Linked DNA regions of Homo sapiens: region 1 is linked to region 2. Evidence: chromatin loops called from intact Hi-C (ENCODE). Cell type or tissue: prostate gland. All regions are shown on one strand. Links, peaks and the distances in the headings refer to the core of each region. The heading gives the core; the rest is flanking DNA.

What was found. Peaks named below come from ENCODE experiments on the same cell type or tissue, not always from the same donor. Only the 100,000 strongest peaks of a DNase experiment are listed, where the experiment ranks them.
Region 1: a loop joins it to region 2, with 2.1 times the contacts of the local background. A loop is called at or near these places in 2 of 110 quality-filtered maps.

What each region holds. Positions count from the first base shown.
Region 1 is chr12:108,391,352-108,399,562 of GRCh38, forward strand. No RefSeq gene overlaps it. Among named protein-coding and RNA genes, the nearest start is that of CMKLR1, 56 kb to the left of the region's middle. In prostate gland, for the core only: no CTCF peak of the experiment used is centred there; no DNase peak of the experiment used is centred there.
Region 2 is chr12:108,302,111-108,310,321 of GRCh38, forward strand. The region is part of intron 2 of CMKLR1 (chemerin chemokine-like receptor 1); the gene reads right to left. Among named protein-coding and RNA genes, the nearest start is that of CMKLR1, 33 kb to the right of the region's middle. RefSeq lists enhancers at 1,464-1,985, 3,556-4,077. In prostate gland, for the core only: no CTCF peak of the experiment used is centred there; a DNase peak (open chromatin) is centred at 3,631; H3K27ac peaks cover 1,124 bases.

The DNA.
Region 1 (8,211 bases), core at 2,073-6,072, 89 kb after region 2:
TTCCTCAACTATAAAATGAGAATGGTAACATCCACCTTAGCTTTCCACTTTTATTATTGTTATTATTATTATCATCATCATCATCAGTATTATCAGGAACCACTGGTATCATACATTCTGAAACACTCATTTTTTAGATTATGTTACAAACATTTATTGAGCACCTACTGTGTGCCAGGAACTGAGGATATAATGAGTAAATAAGCATCAGTTCCTGACCTTGCAAAGTTAAACATCTAGGAGAAAGGCCAGAGCATTTGACAAATGATGTGTGATCCAGTGAGGGTCTTCATGGGGACATCGGGAAAGATTCTCAAAAATAAATTGACTTGAACCAAGCAAAGAGGGAGATGGTGTTCCTGGCAAAGGGAACAGCATGTGCAAAAGCCTGGAGGCTCCAATAGTGACAAAGCTTAGTCAAGAAAGTTAAAGACATCCCTTTTGCCTAAATCATAAGGTGAAAGGCACTGAGGCAGAGATGGAGAGAGGGCAAGAACTAAGGTTGGAAAGGTCAGGAGGGGCCAGATCACAAAGGGCCTTGTAGATCTTTATCAGAGGTCTGGGATTTATCCACGGCAATAGGGAGCCATAGAGGGCTATAAACAGAAGAGAGACAGATTGCCCTTTGGGAAGATCAGCCTGGCTGCAGGGTAGAGCACAGGTTGCTGGGGGGTAATAGTGGAAACAGAATGATGAGTAGAAGATGATGAACTGAAAGTGGCAAAGGCTTGCAGGGTTTGAGAATGTTTTGGAGGATCTCTTCTTCAACAGCCAGTTGGGGGGAAAATAATTAAACTCATGGCCATCACTGTTTTTATAAACTAAAGCACAAGAAATGGGAAGGCCAGTATTGGGCACTCTGACCATATGTCCATTTTCTTGTACCCCATCACTACCCTATGGCTCTGTCTGGAGTAGACAGAGAGGACAGGCTGACCTGGGTCACCCAACTCCCTCCAACCACTGGCCAAGAAATAATTGCATTTCTTAGCTCCCAAAGGCAGCCAACCCAGATGAAGGGGACCCAGAGTCAATAGCAGTGCCTGGAGGTACTCCTGAGTTAATTGGGAGCATGCAGGATGCGCCATTTCTCTGTTTTCATCTTGATGGATCTAATTAGACTAGCAGTGACCATACTAAATGGACTGACCCCAGCAGACTGAGGCCATGGCCAGATGTCCCGGGACGCAGGCACAGAGCAGTCTCTGCAGAGATAACTGTCTTTCTAAAAAGAGAGCGGCGGGGGAGGGGGAGAAGTGCAGCTGGGGCTTACTGGACACATGTAACCTGGAGAAGTCAGAGTTCCATGGTCACAACAATGGAGTCATGTCAGGGTACACCAAGATGCATTAGGTATTTCTGGAGCTTCCACTTACTGTGTAAGTGGGTGTGTTGGGTGCTGGGAGACAGCTGTGGATGAGACAGACTTGGCTCTACCCTCCCAGAGATGACAGTCTGGCAGGGAGACAGGTATAGTCAAATGGTCACACTTCAGAGGAAATAATAATCGTGGCACAGCAGCAAAGGAGAGGACCCAGGGCTGCAAGAAGGAGTCTGTATTAGTCTGTTTTCACATGGCTATAAAGAATACCTGACACAGGGTAATTTATAAAGGAAGAGGTTTAATTGACTAACAGTTCAACATGGCTGGGGAGGCCTCAGGAAACTTAACAATCACGGCAGAAGGCAAAGGGGAAGCAAAGCAGGTCTTACATGGCAGTAGGAGGAGAAGGCAAAGGAAGCCGCACACTTTTAAACCATCAGATCTCGTGAGAACTCCCTCACTATCATGGGAACAGCATGGGGGAACCACCCCCATGATCCAATCACCTCCCACCAGGACCCTTCCTCGACATGTAGGGATGACAATTTGAGATGAGATTTGGGTGGGAACACAGAGCCAAATCGTATCAGAGTCCTAAGAACTGTCGCTGACTGAGCTCTTAGCCCACATGTGTATTAACATGTAATTGTTCATTACAACAACCCTAAGAGGCAGGTTTTATTATTGTCAGCCCCATTTTGCAGAGGAGGAAGCTGATGCCCAGAGAGGGGAAGTAACTTTTCCAAGGCTGCCCAGCTGGGAAGTGGGAGCACTGGGATTTGAAGCAGGTGTTCCAGCTCCACAATCTAGGAGTCAAACCAGAAGGAGAGGGCTGCGCAAAGGCCCTGGGAAGGGAAGGGGCCTGAATAGGGAAGAAACCACCAGCAGGTGGGAGAGCAAGAGGACAGAGTCGGAGGGGTTGGGGTACAGTCAGGGCCAGCCCACACAGTCACATCCGGGACACACATCTTTATTTTGAGGGCAGTGTGGAACCACAAAAAGATTTTAAGCAGGGGAGGGATGTCATCAGCTTTGATTCTTAAACCCCTTTACCCCAAACCTGGCCCCCAAGCAGAGGCAGCAGGTCAGAAACAGAACATACATTTGACAGATGAGGAGCTTGAGGCCAAAGAAATGGGGTGCCTCAACATCCAGCCGAGTCAGACAGAAATGAGCCATGATAGCAGCTCTCCCTCTGGCATCCCCCACCCCGGGATTCTCCAGAGAGAAGAGGCTAGAGAGACTTGAGGAGGTCCACTAGCTGGGTGACCTTGGGCAAGCCCCTTGACCTCTCTGTGCTCCCACTTCCCTTTCTGTAAAATGGGGACATAGGGTGACCATCAAAGACTGTTCTAGTTCTGACCTGCCCAGGTCACATGGCTTCTTTCTTTCCCTTTCTGTTCTTCCTTCCATCTATTCTATAGAAAGCACCTACTGAGTGCCAGGCACTGCACCTGTACCAACCCCACCGTGGGAAGAAGATCGTGGACCATGTTGGGGTTATTTCATGTCCCTACATTGTGCCCCTGACAAAGGAGGTACCCAGCACCTGCCAAGTTCACCCAGAACTCCCGCCTCACACCACCCTCATGCCACCCGCTCCAACAGCTGTGGCCGCAGCAGGCCTTCCATTTCCACACACAATCATTTTCCTTCTGATGAAAACAGATGGAGAAACTTGGAAGGAAACACAGCCCAGGTCCTGCCCCGGAGCTCATGGCTCTGGGATGGGAAGAGGGCCAGAGCTCATTCCAACACCAGCTGCCTCGAGCAGCTCCAGCCTCTGAGGCCAGCTTCCCTGGAGACTTCAAGTGCCTTCTCTGCAGACCTTGGGGAGCTCAGATTGCACTTCCTTTAGCTCCAGTCTCTCCAAGCCTGGCTTCTCCTCCTGCTCACACAGCCCCAACTCCCTTGGCAGGCGCCCGGTGCAGCCTCCATGCATCTCTCTCTCCAAGGACTTCAAGGCCCCCTGGCCCACCCCCACAAACCTCCACCCACCCCTAGATGCAGGAGCGCAAGAATGTCCGCTTCCATAGGAGCCCCAGCTTAGAACAAACACTGCTCACAGGGTGATCTAGGGTGGACATTTATAAACCATTATAAAAAGTTTTAAAATGAACAGACTTTTCAACCCAACATTTTTTTCCTAGAAATTTATCTTACAGAAATATTTGCCCAAGTATGTAGTCATGTACTTATCTATAATTTAAAAATCCAAGAAGCTCTGAAAATTGAATGTGTTTCCATCCTAAGTTTGGAGCCAACACTTACTTGGCACGAAACCCTCCCTGAAGAAACGTGAGGCTATTTATAGTCTTTATTTATGCCACTTAGTGGGTATATTTATGTGTTGCACTGAAGAATTTATCCATGTGTTTGATTATAGGATGCTGCTCTGAGCCCCCTCCAATCTCTGGTTTTATTACATAGTATATGATATATATACCTTAAAACCCACCTAAAATCTATAAACACTGAATCCCAAAATACAGGTGGCTCCAGGTGGTTGGATAAGGGATTGTGGACCTGTACTAGCAAACAGTGGAGATTACCTAGAAGTCCACCCATCAGGAACTAGTTAACAAACTAGGACCCACCCATACAATGGGGTTGCATTATCAATACTAAAGGGTCACTGCCAACCCTCTCAGGCAGATTCTGTCATCATGTCAATTGTACAGATGAGAACACTGAGGCTGAGAAGTCACTTTCCCAAGAAAGATTATGCTAATATAGAAAGAATAAGGTAGTGCTGCTTCTGCACAGTAAAAGAAACTACCATCAGAGTGAACAGGCAACCTACAGAATGGGAGAAAATATTTACAATCTACCCATCTGACAAAGGGCTAATATACAGAATCTACAAAGAACTTAAACAAATTTACAAGAAAAAACTCAAACAACCCCATCAAAAAGTGGGCAAAGTATATGAATAGACAATTCTCAAAAGAAGACATTTATGCAGCCAACAGACACATGAAAAAATGCTCATCATCACTGGCCATCAGAGAAATGCAAATCAAAACCACAGTGAGATACCACCTTATACCAGTTAGAATGGCAATCATTAAAAAGTCAGGAAACAACAGGTGCTGGAGAGGATGTGGAGAAATAGGAACACTTTCACACTGTTGGTGGGACTGTAAACTAGTTCAACCATTGTGGAAGACAGTGTGGCAATTCCTCAAAGATCTAGAACTAGAAATATCATTTGACCCAGCCATCCCATTACTGGGCATATACCCAAAGGATTATAAATCATGCTGCTCTAAAGACACATGCACACGTATGTTCATTGTGGCACTATTCACAATAGCAAAGACTTGGAACCAATCCAAATGTCCGTCAATGATAGACTGGATTAAGAAAATTTGGCACATATACACCATGGAATACTATGCAGCCATAAAAAAGGATGAGTTCATGTCCTTTGTAGGGACATGGATGAAGCTAGAAATCATTCTGAGCAAACTATCACAAAGACAGAAAACCAAACACCGCATGTTCTCACTCGTAGGTGGGAACTGAACAATGAGAACACTTGGACACAGGGTGGGGAACATCACACACCAGGGCCTGTCGTGGGGTGGGGGGAGGGGGGAGGGATAGCATTAGGAGATATACCTAATGTAAATGATGAGTTAACAGGTGCAGCACACCAACATGGCACATGTATACATATGTAACAAACCTGCACATTGTGCACATGTACCCTAGAACTTACAGTATAATAAAAAAAAAAGAATAAGTTAGTGCTGATCTGAAAAGAATTAGAAGAAACACCCAAAATCAAAATGCATTGTTGATTTTTTTTAAAAGCAAGTTATAAAAACAATAGGTAGGATGTAAATCCATTGCATAAATCCAATCCACGTGTTTGTGTGTGCACAGGAAAATGACAGAAGGATCCACTCTGAATGGTTAATAGTGACGCACCCTTGGGAAGGGAAATTAGGGATGGATGGAAGTGTTTTGACTTTATAATTTTTCTCCTCTTAGGAGTTATTTGGGTTATTTGGGTTTTTACCAGAACTATGACCATGACCTCAGCCATTTTTAAATTTGCTAAGGTCAAAAAGCTCCTGGAATGAAGACCCCAGTGGCTTACCTGATTCACGCTTAGGATTCATACGAAAGCCTAAAGGACTGAGCAGGACTATTCCTGACAGCAAGGAGGGCGTGGTCTGGTAGGAACAAGGACAGGGGGCCCTGAAGGGAAGGAGGAAGGAGATGAGCGGAGGAGGAGAAAAAGCACGGCACTTGAGTATTTGGGGGGTGTGTGTGTGTGTGTGTGTGTGACCATTTCCTTTAAAAATCAATGAGAATGTTTAGAATGGTGAACAGTGGAAATGGGGACTTTCTGTGCATCATCCCATTTGATTCTCATTATAATCCATGGGGTGGGCATGCTTAGCCCATTTTACAGATGAGAAGACCAATGACCACAGAGGCCAAAGAATCTGCACAACAGCATCCAGCCAGTGGGTAGAAGACACAGGATTCAACCTGGGGTCAAAGTAAACAGTCTCTTCACTCTATTTGCAGCTTGTCTCCCAAGGGGAAGGGAGAAGAACTTACATTCTAAAAAGGTAGTGAATAATTAAATAGAACGTAAGAAGTGATAAGTGTAGAAGTGGGTAAAAGGATCAGAGCTGTGACATTTAAATGGGCTAGTTGATGGAGTTCACTGAGAAGGTAGCAGTGGCACAAGACTGGAAGGAAGGGAGGGAATTGGATGAATGGTCGTCTAGGGGAAGGGTACACCAGATGGAGGCAACGGCCAGTGCAAAGGCCAGGAGGCAGGAGTGATCTGACATTTGTAAGGAATAAGAAGGATACAGTATGGCAATTCCTCAGGGATCTAGAACTAGAAATACCATTTGACCCAGCCATCCCATTATTGGGTATATACCCAAAGGAATATAAATCATGCTGCTATAAAGACACATGCACACATATGTTTATTGTGGCACTACTCACAAGGGCAAAGACTTGGAACCAACCCAAATGTCCAACAATAATAGACTGGATTAAGAAAATGTGGCACATATACACCATGGAATACTATGCAGCCATAAAAAAGGATGAGTTCATGTCCTTTGTAGGGACATGGATGAAGCTGGAAACCATCATTCTCAGCAAACTATCGCAAGGACAAAAAACTAAACACTGCATGTTCTCACTCACAGGTGGGAATTGAACAATGAGAACACTTGGACACAGGAAGGGGAACATCACACACCGGGGTCCTGTTGTGGGGTGGGGGAAGGGGGGAGGGATAGCATTAGGAGATATACCTAATGTAAATGACGAGTTAATGGGTGCAGCACACCAACATGGCACATGTATACATATGTAACAAACCTGCACGTTGTGCACATGTACCCTAGAACTTAAAGTATAATATATATATATATATATATATATATAAAAGAAGGAGACAGTGAGGCTGGAGCATCATGAGGGAGAGGGAGAGGGAGTGGAGCGGGAATCAGAGTGACCAAGAACAACAGCTGGGTTGCTACAACTGGCTCTTGTGAGCCACTGTGATTGGGTTACTGTTCATTATAAAGGACCATTGCTGAGCTTTAGAAAAGTGTTAAAGATGTAGTCACACCAACTGAGCCTTTCTCCATTAGCAACCAGAGAAAAAGTAAATACTATTCTCACACCCCTCACTGTCGTTTGATTTCTCGTTGCCGTGTGTGATGATCAGTTGTATGCCTCACCTTGGCTAGGCTATAGACCACATTAATCAATCAAACACTTATTTAGAGCGTGTTGTAAAGGTAGTTGTTTTGTTTTTCACCTTTCTCTATCTTTATTCACATACAAAATAAAAAGGCTCTGGAGGTAATTTCTTTCTTCATTTATTAGTAAACTCTTTCTTATTTGTTTGTTGCTCTGAATTAAATCCTAGTGGAGCCTTGGGTAAGCCTTTGCTTTGAGAAATGACTCTCTCTCTCATTCCAAGTAGTTTGAGGAGTCTGTTAGTCTAGACACTCTCCCCTTCCTTGGTTACAGGGTGGCAGTTGTCTCAAACTAGGCTGGTCACTCTGAAGGTATTTTGTAGACGTCACTGATGTTTATAATCAGTTGACATTAAGTAAAGGAGATTACCCTACATAATCTGGGTGGGATTCAAAGGCCTTAAGAGGAGAACTGAAGTTTCCAGGAAGAAGAAATTCCACCCGTAGACTGCAGATCCAGGTCCTCCTCGAGAGTTACAGCGTGCCCTCCTGATGGCTGCATGATGGATTTCAGATTTGCCCAGCCAGCCCCACACTCAGGTAAGCCTTACAATAAATACATCTCTTCATATACACCCCCACTGGTTCTGTTCCTCTGGTTGAAACCTGACTGATATTCCATGTAACCTAACATTTTCTTCTGTATCCTCCACTCCACCAGCTGTGGGATTATTTTGCCCTGTGTGAAATGCTGAGAGGGGTGGGTGGCCATCCTAAAGTTATATGTGACTGCCTTTGAGTGGGCACTCTGTGCTGGACCCTGTGCCAAGGACTATCTCACGCAGTCCTGACAATCACCCTGTGTGGTAGATGCTATGATTAGTCCCACTTGACAATAAAGAAGCTGAGCCTCAGAGAGGTTAAGCAACTTTCCCAAGGACACAGACATGTATGATGACTCCATTATGCCTGACTCCAACACATGGGCTCCTAACCACCATTCCATCAGCAATATCTCCCTGAGACAGAACAAGAAGGACAACGAAAGGGGGCTTGACTGTCCCTCCAACCAAGTGGCCTGGGGAAAAGTTGAGAACAAGGCAGTTGACCAGGACTTGTATTTCAAGGCAGGGACAATAGCCACCTTCATCAGCTAGTTTTGTCTCCTGCCTGTCCTATCCTTGTGTCTCCAAAGAG
Region 2 (8,211 bases), core at 2,130-6,129:
AATTGACAGGAGGGAAACCCCCAAACCCAGGCATATGACAAATTGAAGATCAAAGAAATGCACATGAAAACCACAACCAGATGACATTCTACACCTTCTAGACTGTGGCAAGAACTAGAAAGCTGGACGCTTCCCAGGTTGGCCGGGTGGGAGCACAGGCACCTCATGCCATGCTGCAGGTATCTGCGAACCCTCTGTGATGGCTCCTGAGTGAATATCCAGGCAGTGCCCCACCTCCCTGCAAGGAAACACACAGGGAGGTGTCCATGTGCATCGTTTTTGGATATGTCTTCTTTCCCCAGAAGCAAATCCTCAACTGACGATTCTGGCAAAAGTGATTTATTAAGGAAGCATTTCAGGAAAAACTGGTGAGGGAGTGAGGAAGTGGGAGGAGGCCAGGCAGGGGTGCAGCATCCCACAGCGTCCTACAGAGGGTGGCCTTGGCTCACACCCATCAAGGACCCTGGGAACAGTGCAGGTCACATTCCAGGAGTATTTGCATGCCTCCGCCCTGTCCTGGAGTGTGCATTCCCAGCCACTCCCAGCCTCAGGTCAGTTCAACAAAGAGCCACACAGGTGCTGGCTATCAGGACCCTAATAGTGCTGTGGTACATTGAGAACATGTCTGCAAAGCGGCAACACACGTTTTGCAAGAATCCAGCCAAATAGCCAGACGCACATTGAACACATTAGAATGGCTCCATGGGAGAGAGGGTGGGAGGGGTCACGGGACTGGGAAATAGGGCTACTGGGAAATGAGCACAGTGAAGAAAGAAAATACAAGCGCAGGGACTTCTGGGGGCCCCTGATGGAGAAGTGGAGGGATGGAGGGGTATAATTATGTCAACCCTCCCTCCTCTCCTGAGGTCCAGGAAACCCCAAAACAAACAAACAAACACTCCGATCCCTGCCTGGGGCTCATGCTTGGGTGGTGCCCAGCTCAGAGTCTTGGTTACTGAATCCCTGACCGAGCCACAGTGGCCAGGCAGGGGGCCAAACATGCAGCCCTCAGAGCTCCACCCGTTTTCCCCGTTAGGCGGGAATGAACTTGGACCGGCCAAAGGAAGTAACAACGTCAGCCCAGCCAGGAGAGGCTGTGCAAAGAGTCCTGGGCCCTAGTCCTTCCTCGTCGAGCCCAGCCCCTGCTGGGGGTGGGATGGTCACCAGGCAGACAGTTGTGTCCTGCCCACACCCCCGCTGCCGGACCCTTGCTGGGAAAGGGACAGGGCCTCAAGGTCACATCTGGCTTCTCCTGCCATGCAGAACAAAAGCCTCCAATGGACATTATTGGCTTAAGTTTTATTAAACAAATACACGTACAGTCCTCACTACAGTCCAGCCACTGTTGTAAGCACTGCTACTAATGAGAAAACAGGCACAGAGAAGGTAACTAACGTGCCCAAGGTCACACAGAGAGCTCAGGTAAGTAAGGTAGGTCCAATTAGCCATTCTGAAGGAATGCTCAGAGACAGGCTTCAAGCCCAAACCCTGCTGAATTGACAAGCTCACTCTCTGTCCACTGCTTCGCCTCCTTGGAACATTCCACAAAACTCTGGCTTTTGCCCCAGTGGAACCTCCCAAGGGCCCCCAGAAAATCAATCTGGCAAGATTCAGGGTGTGCATTTTACAGACGGAGCAAGGCAGGGCTCCGGGTCCCCTGCAATTTTCTCCCCCAGGTCCCTCTGCCTCTGGTTAATAGCCTGAATGTGAAATGCCTCCAATCTCGGTTACAGGAGAAGCCTTTGGAGGCGGGGATCATTCATTTATTCATCCATCCTCCAAGGACATGTGGAGCCTTCTGCGCCCCAGAGCTGGTGTGGCTGCTGGGATGCAGCACACCGTGGGTGAGAGCACACCTTTTCTCTCTGCAGCCTCCCCCTAACCCTGCAAGGTCACTGGTATCAGTCCCACTTTACCAACGGGGATGTCTGAAGCTGAGGCAGGGGAGCAAGTAGCTTGCCTCACACCTGCCTGGTTGGTTGATCGATGACAGTGTTAAGCAGGGATTGCAGGGCTGGAGGACAGCAAGGTTGGGTGTTTACCCTCCAGCTCCTTCCCTGTAGGGTCTCCATGGGTCGACTTGGCCACAGCTATACTCTCCAGGCACCAAGAACCACTGCTCCCTCTTGCCCCTCAGCCTAGAGACAGTGAGTTCTCCTTGCCATTACCAGGACTGGGATTCAAAACCCAAGTTCATATGGATCCAGGGCCTCACCTCCTCTGGCTGTTCCCCTGCCGGTGTGTGTCCTATGGGCTCAGTGTACAGCAGGGCCGGGGACCATCTGGGCAGCAGATATTTACCTTCTGCTTCCTTGATTAAACCCCTTTGCCCAATGGGTTCTTTACATCGCAAAGCACTGGCTCCTTTTCTGCCCTGGTCTCTCTGTCCTTTGTCTCTTTCCCTGCTTCCACCTCTGTCCTGTTCTTACTCTCCTCTGTCTCATATCTGACTTGTTCTTTCTGCCTCTCTCTCTCCCCCAGTCTCTGTGTTTGCCTCTCTTTGTTCCTGGCCCTCTCCGTCTCTTCCATCTCTCTGCAGTCTCCCTGTCTTCTCAGTCTCCACCTCCTCCTCTCTCTTCCCATGTTTTCTCCACCTCCTGCACACCGGTCACGGGTCAGCCCTCCCCCTCTGACAGGCTCGGCTGCCCCTCACCTGCAACATTCCTCACCTGTGCGCCTAGCCAGCCCAAGCTTCCAGCAGCCACTCTGTCAATCTGCTGTCTCTTTCATCGCAGGCTACCACTAACCTCTTCCTGAAAGCAGGCCACAGGCCAAATGCAGGGGCTTTATCAGGGCCTGTGGGCGTAAGAGCCCATCAGGGAAACTGGAAACATTCCTCGCTCTGCAAATGACCATGTTTGGCCTGGCTCCTGTCCCCATCTTCTCCCCACATGACCCACCCTGACAGTCCAGCCAGATGGCTCAGACACCTCTCCTCCAATTCTGTCAGCCTCCAAAAGGAGCTGGGAGGCCCCTCGGAGGACCATCTCTTGTAGCAGGGGAAACTAAGGCCCAGAGAGTGCATGACCCTCTCTAAATCATAGAAAAGAGGGACTTGGTCTCTCTTGTTTATGGTGTATCCCCAGAGCCTAGAACTGTGCCTGGGACTTCCATAACTTCTGCCTCAGTGTGATCCACATAGACCGTTCCATAGATTTGCAAATAGGGACTCAGAGAGGTGAAGTGACTAGTCCAGATTCACACAGCCTTTAAGCATCAGCTCGGGATTTGAACCAAGGACTTTTTGACCCCAAAGCACAAGATCACAGCCTCAACCAGCAGCTGAAATGTAATGAGGCGGGCCAGTCACCACTCTTGCCCTCAAAAATGTCTCTCCTGAGCAGCATACCAGCCTCCCCCTGGCCTGGACGACTGTAGGTGCTGATGTCTTTGCCTGCTGCCTTCTGGGCCAGTCCATTCACCAGATCTCCTACCCTCCAGGGCAGAGAGAAGGGGCCTCTCATCTCCCAAGGATGGCTCCAGAGACACCTCCAGATCCCTGTATCCCCAGGCTCTGACAGACTCGGGAACCTGGAAACCACACAGTGTCTGCAGATGTTCCAGCCACAGGCCTGGCTGCCAGCCCCAGGACAGAATTAGCTCCGTGTCAGGAGAGAATTTCCTCCCTGGTCCCACGCCCACATGTGGGAGCTCGCACTGAGTCACTGCAGCAGAGCAGAGCGGCACGGGCTGCCTAACAGACTGTCCCATTTTCTTTCGGGTTTGGAAGGGGCCACGACGGAGCTTAGGACTCCATAAGAATGGGCAAAAACAAGGAGCTTATGCCCCTGAACCCAGACAGCCCACCTGCTTAGAGGCCAGGAAAAGCAGCTGATGAGCTCACCGACTCAGGGAGACCCCCCCACCCAAAATATTCACGCCACTGCCTGGCATCCTCCCATTAGAACACTACTCCTTGAGCCTTAAAAGCGTTTCCTTCCTCTCCGGGGATCTCTGTCTCCAGATCCCTGTCTGTTCTGTGCCCTACAGGCTGACCTGCTTGAAAATCTCAATAGGCTGTTTGCCCTCTGACCTCTGGTTTGATCCACAACTGCAGGCGTGGAGCGTGCGGTTGGGTACAAACCCTCCAGCTCCCTCCTTGTCAGAGGTGTGCGGGTTGGCCACAGCCACACTCCTTGGGTGCCTTAACTACTTCCTGCTCTAGCCCCTCAGTCTAGGAACAGTGAGTTCTCGCCTTCACTGGACCCGGAGCGTGGTAGGGATCCCTTGTACTGTCTACCCTTTTGTCAGTCCTCCCCTGACTAAGTTCTCGTTAATCACCTCATTTGAGTGGGTTGTCCATCTCCTGCCAACACTCTGACTCAGAAACCAGACTCTCCACACTTTCCCCTCCCTCCCTACCCACACATCTATCAACAAGTTCTTCCCATTTTGTCCTCCCAACAACTCACAGCTGTGAGCATCACCTCTGCTTACCTATGTGGCTACCAGGGGCTCCTAACTGGTTAGAAACCTATCTACCTAGTACACAGACCATTTTATTCCTAGTAGACAAATCTTTTCAAGAAGCAAACCACATCATGTCACTCCTTGCTGAAAACCTCTTAGCACCTCCTTGTTCTTAGAATCAAGACCAATGCCTTACTATGGCCTGAGCAATCTAGACCCTGCCTACCTGAGGACTGAGCTGAGGCTCGAGCCCAGACCCAGACGGAACCAAGTTCCATGAGAACACGCCCTTGCAAACTCAGCCTCATTACTTTATTGGACACCTAGCTGCCCTTGTAACCATCTCCCCAGCAGCCATTCCTAGTCACAGAAGGTCCCCAGCAAGAGCATTTGATGGACATCTGTCCTTCCAGGCCAGGAAGCCCCTGTAGCCCCCAATAATGGGTCCCGTACACAAGCCCTAAGTATCTTCCCAGCCATCCAGCTTGTGCCTCTCCCCATAAACACCGCCCCAGCCCCTGGAGCTGGCCTGTAAACAAATTTTCTCCCCTGCGCATATCCCACTGGACTGGGAGGTCCAGCACCATATTTAGTTAATCCCCTGACGTCAGCCTTGGGTCCACTCTTGCAAATAATCCCCAAGCTATGAACACATTGTAGCCAAAGGGTGGCTGGTGCTGGGGATGCTTACAGCTTGCTCAGGATGTGGTCAAGAAGGCAGCTGGGGTGAGTGACTTCTGCCCATGCTGGGAGCCAGCCTGTGGCACGCACTTGGTGTGCTGTTCTGGGTGTGGGCTTGGAATCTCGACTCTGGGAGGCAGCGGAGGCCCCACATGCCTCCAGAAGCGCCCCCTGAGAAGTCACTCTTCTCTTACAACCAGGTCAGCACAGCTCACCCTCTGCCCTTGCTTCTCTTCTCTGGCACCCTGAGATACCTGAAAAGTGGCAACTCAAGAAACTTACCCAGCCACAGGGTCCCAATCTGCCAGCGGGTGGGGAGAAGGGCAAGGAGGTGGAGAACCCAGACTCATCCGCTCTGGAGCCCTTGTGTTTGAGTCCCATGCCTCGCTCCTTCCTTTCTGTTGCTCTGGTGAGCTGGATAAGGAAGCCATGGCTTCTGCCATTCCCAGCTTCAGCTCAGCCTCCCACCTCCCCAGCATCCCTACATCCTCTGCAAGAGGCTCTGCAAAGCGTGTTTCACTTTATTCAAGTCCCTCAGCTGAAACCAAGCTATTGTCTGGCCTCAGTCGGGACAGGGCATTAACACCTAACAAGGAGGTGGTCCTGGCTGGGTGACCTGGATCTGCTCTCCACACCTCCAAGTCTCTTTTTCCACTTCTGGGGCATGTGGACCACCCAACATACCATGATGGTGAAGGAGAATAACCTCTGTGGCACACCTAGAAAAACAGCCAGCCCTTCATCAGGTCACAAACAATGCCAGTTGCCCATTATTCTCATTTCACAGATGAGAAAACTGAGATTCAGATTCAGTGAAGTGACCGAGTGAGCACGTGGGTAGAATCAGGAGCTCCAGGCTGGGCTTCCAGCTTCTCCTCCCTTGGTTTTCCATGGAATCCTGTCACATATCATCTGGAAGTAGGTTTCACTTCTAGCTCTAGCACTTCCTGGCTGTGTGACCTCATAGAGGTTACTTACCTCTCTGAGCCTCAGGAGCCTCATCTGTAGCATCTGTCTCAAGGAGTTGTGAGGATTCAATGAAACAAGGCTGGTGAGGTGCTTGTCACCACCACAGCCACTGCATTAATAGGGAAAGGGGATTTCTTTCACAGGGTGAAACTGAAATGTGTTTCTACTGCTCCCTCAGTGAAGTCCACTGTTTTAGGGTCCCAGGAGAATTTCTCAGGACACAAGCCCCTTCCCAGCTCTCTCTTCTGCTCATCCCCTGAGCACATCTGGTCCAGGGTAGCCCCGCCCGGACCTCTCGCTGGCCGCTCAACAGCCTGTTCCCTGCAGGCCACCTCCTTCTGGAGACTTCCTGCCCTCGCCTTGACTGTTCCCCTCCAGGGCTCCCATCACTGTAGGAAGTGTGCTCAGCATGGGTCCAGGGAGCTGGGAATGAGGTTTGGCACCTCTTCTTGGGAGAGGTCAGAAAATAGAGGTTCTATTAGAGGGTGAGGACGGGCAAGGCAGGGGCCCCTCCAGACAGGCTGACTCAAATCCCTCAGGAGGCTGAGAAGCTTCCGACAAGACAATCTTGATATTGGGCTCAGCTCTGAAGGCCAAAGATTCTTCCTTCCAGTCCTCTAATCCTCCTGTTTCCCTTCCTCCATCCTTCCAAGAAATAGTCATTAAATACCTATTATGAGCCAGGCCTGGATCTGAGTACTGGGGTTGCAGCAGGGAACAAACCAGACACATCCCTGCCCTTGGAGTCGAGGGGTAGTCGGGGGTGACAGATGCTAAACAGTCAAGTAAACAAATACATAATAAGGAAGACAAACACATCTGGAGCCAGACTGCCTCGGTTTGAATCCCAGCTCTGCTGTGTGACCATGGGCAAGTCATCACACTTCTCTGTGCCTCAGTTCCCTCATCTGGAAAATAGGAGTGATCATTGCTCCTCCCTCACAGAGTTGTTGCAAGGATTGAATGTTGGTAATGGGTTTATGTTGGTAATGTTTTAGAAGCATGCCTGGTTCATCGGAAGCTCTATGTAAATGCTGAAAAAATACAATGAATATAATAGCAGGCAGTGATTTGTGCTGTGAATAAAATACAAAGAGGGTCATCTTCTCAGAGAAGCTTCTTGGAACGCTCTCCCTAACATAGAATTCCCCTCCCCCAGCATTTATGCCCTGTTCCACCTTTGAATGGAGACCTGAATACACAGAGAGGGAGACATGGGCTGGTGCTGTGGAAGAGCATGGTAGGCAGTGGGAACAGCAGATGCAAAGGCAGGAGGATCGCTTGAGCCCAGCAGCTTAGGGCTGCAGTGAGCTATGATTGCACCACTACACTCCAACCTGGGTGACAGGGTGAGACCTCCATCTCCAAAAAAAAAAAAAGCCAGTAGTGGGCAACGTCTAAGGGTCACACTCCTTGCCAAATGCTGTGGGAGTAAGATGGCCCAGTCACTACCTTCATGCAGAGAAAGTGGTTGCAGGAACAGATCGTGGCACAGTCAGTATTCTGAGATGTCACCTAAATTCCAGGCTTCCAGCAAACTGGCCATGCTGGGCTTGCATTACAGAACAGGGGTTATCCACAGTCCCCACCCCTCCCTATTGTTCCCTGGGGTAATAAGCCAGTTGCAATTTGCCATTGAGTTTGTCCAGGGTCTCTGCTGTGGCAGAAATAAGTGCAATCCAGTGAGAGAAAGAGGAACCAAGTCATTCTCATTTTCAGCTTTCATAGGAGAGCACGTATGTCTTTGTGGACATGAAAAATGTTCATAAATGGGTCATTTGGGTCTCCTGCCTGGCCCTGTTGGTCACTGAGTGTGTGGCCCTGGCTCTGCACAAAGTAAAGAGAAAGGGCTGGGGAAATCAGGGGATGCTTCCTGGAGGAGGTGGCATTTGAGCTGAGCCTTGGAGGGTATGAAGCCTTTGCCAGGTGGAGCAGCCGAGGGAAATGACATACCTGCAGAGGAACAGAGGCTTGAAAAAGTGTGGTTAGGGGCTGTGTGTGTGTGTGTGTGTGTGTGTGTGTGTGTGTTAGGGGAGGGGAGAAGGCAGGAGATGTGGCTAAGGAAAGAAGAGGGTTTCAGATTGTGAGATCCCTGCAAGCCATCAACTTTATCCTATGGGCAATAGGGAGCCATGGATGGTTTTAAGCAGA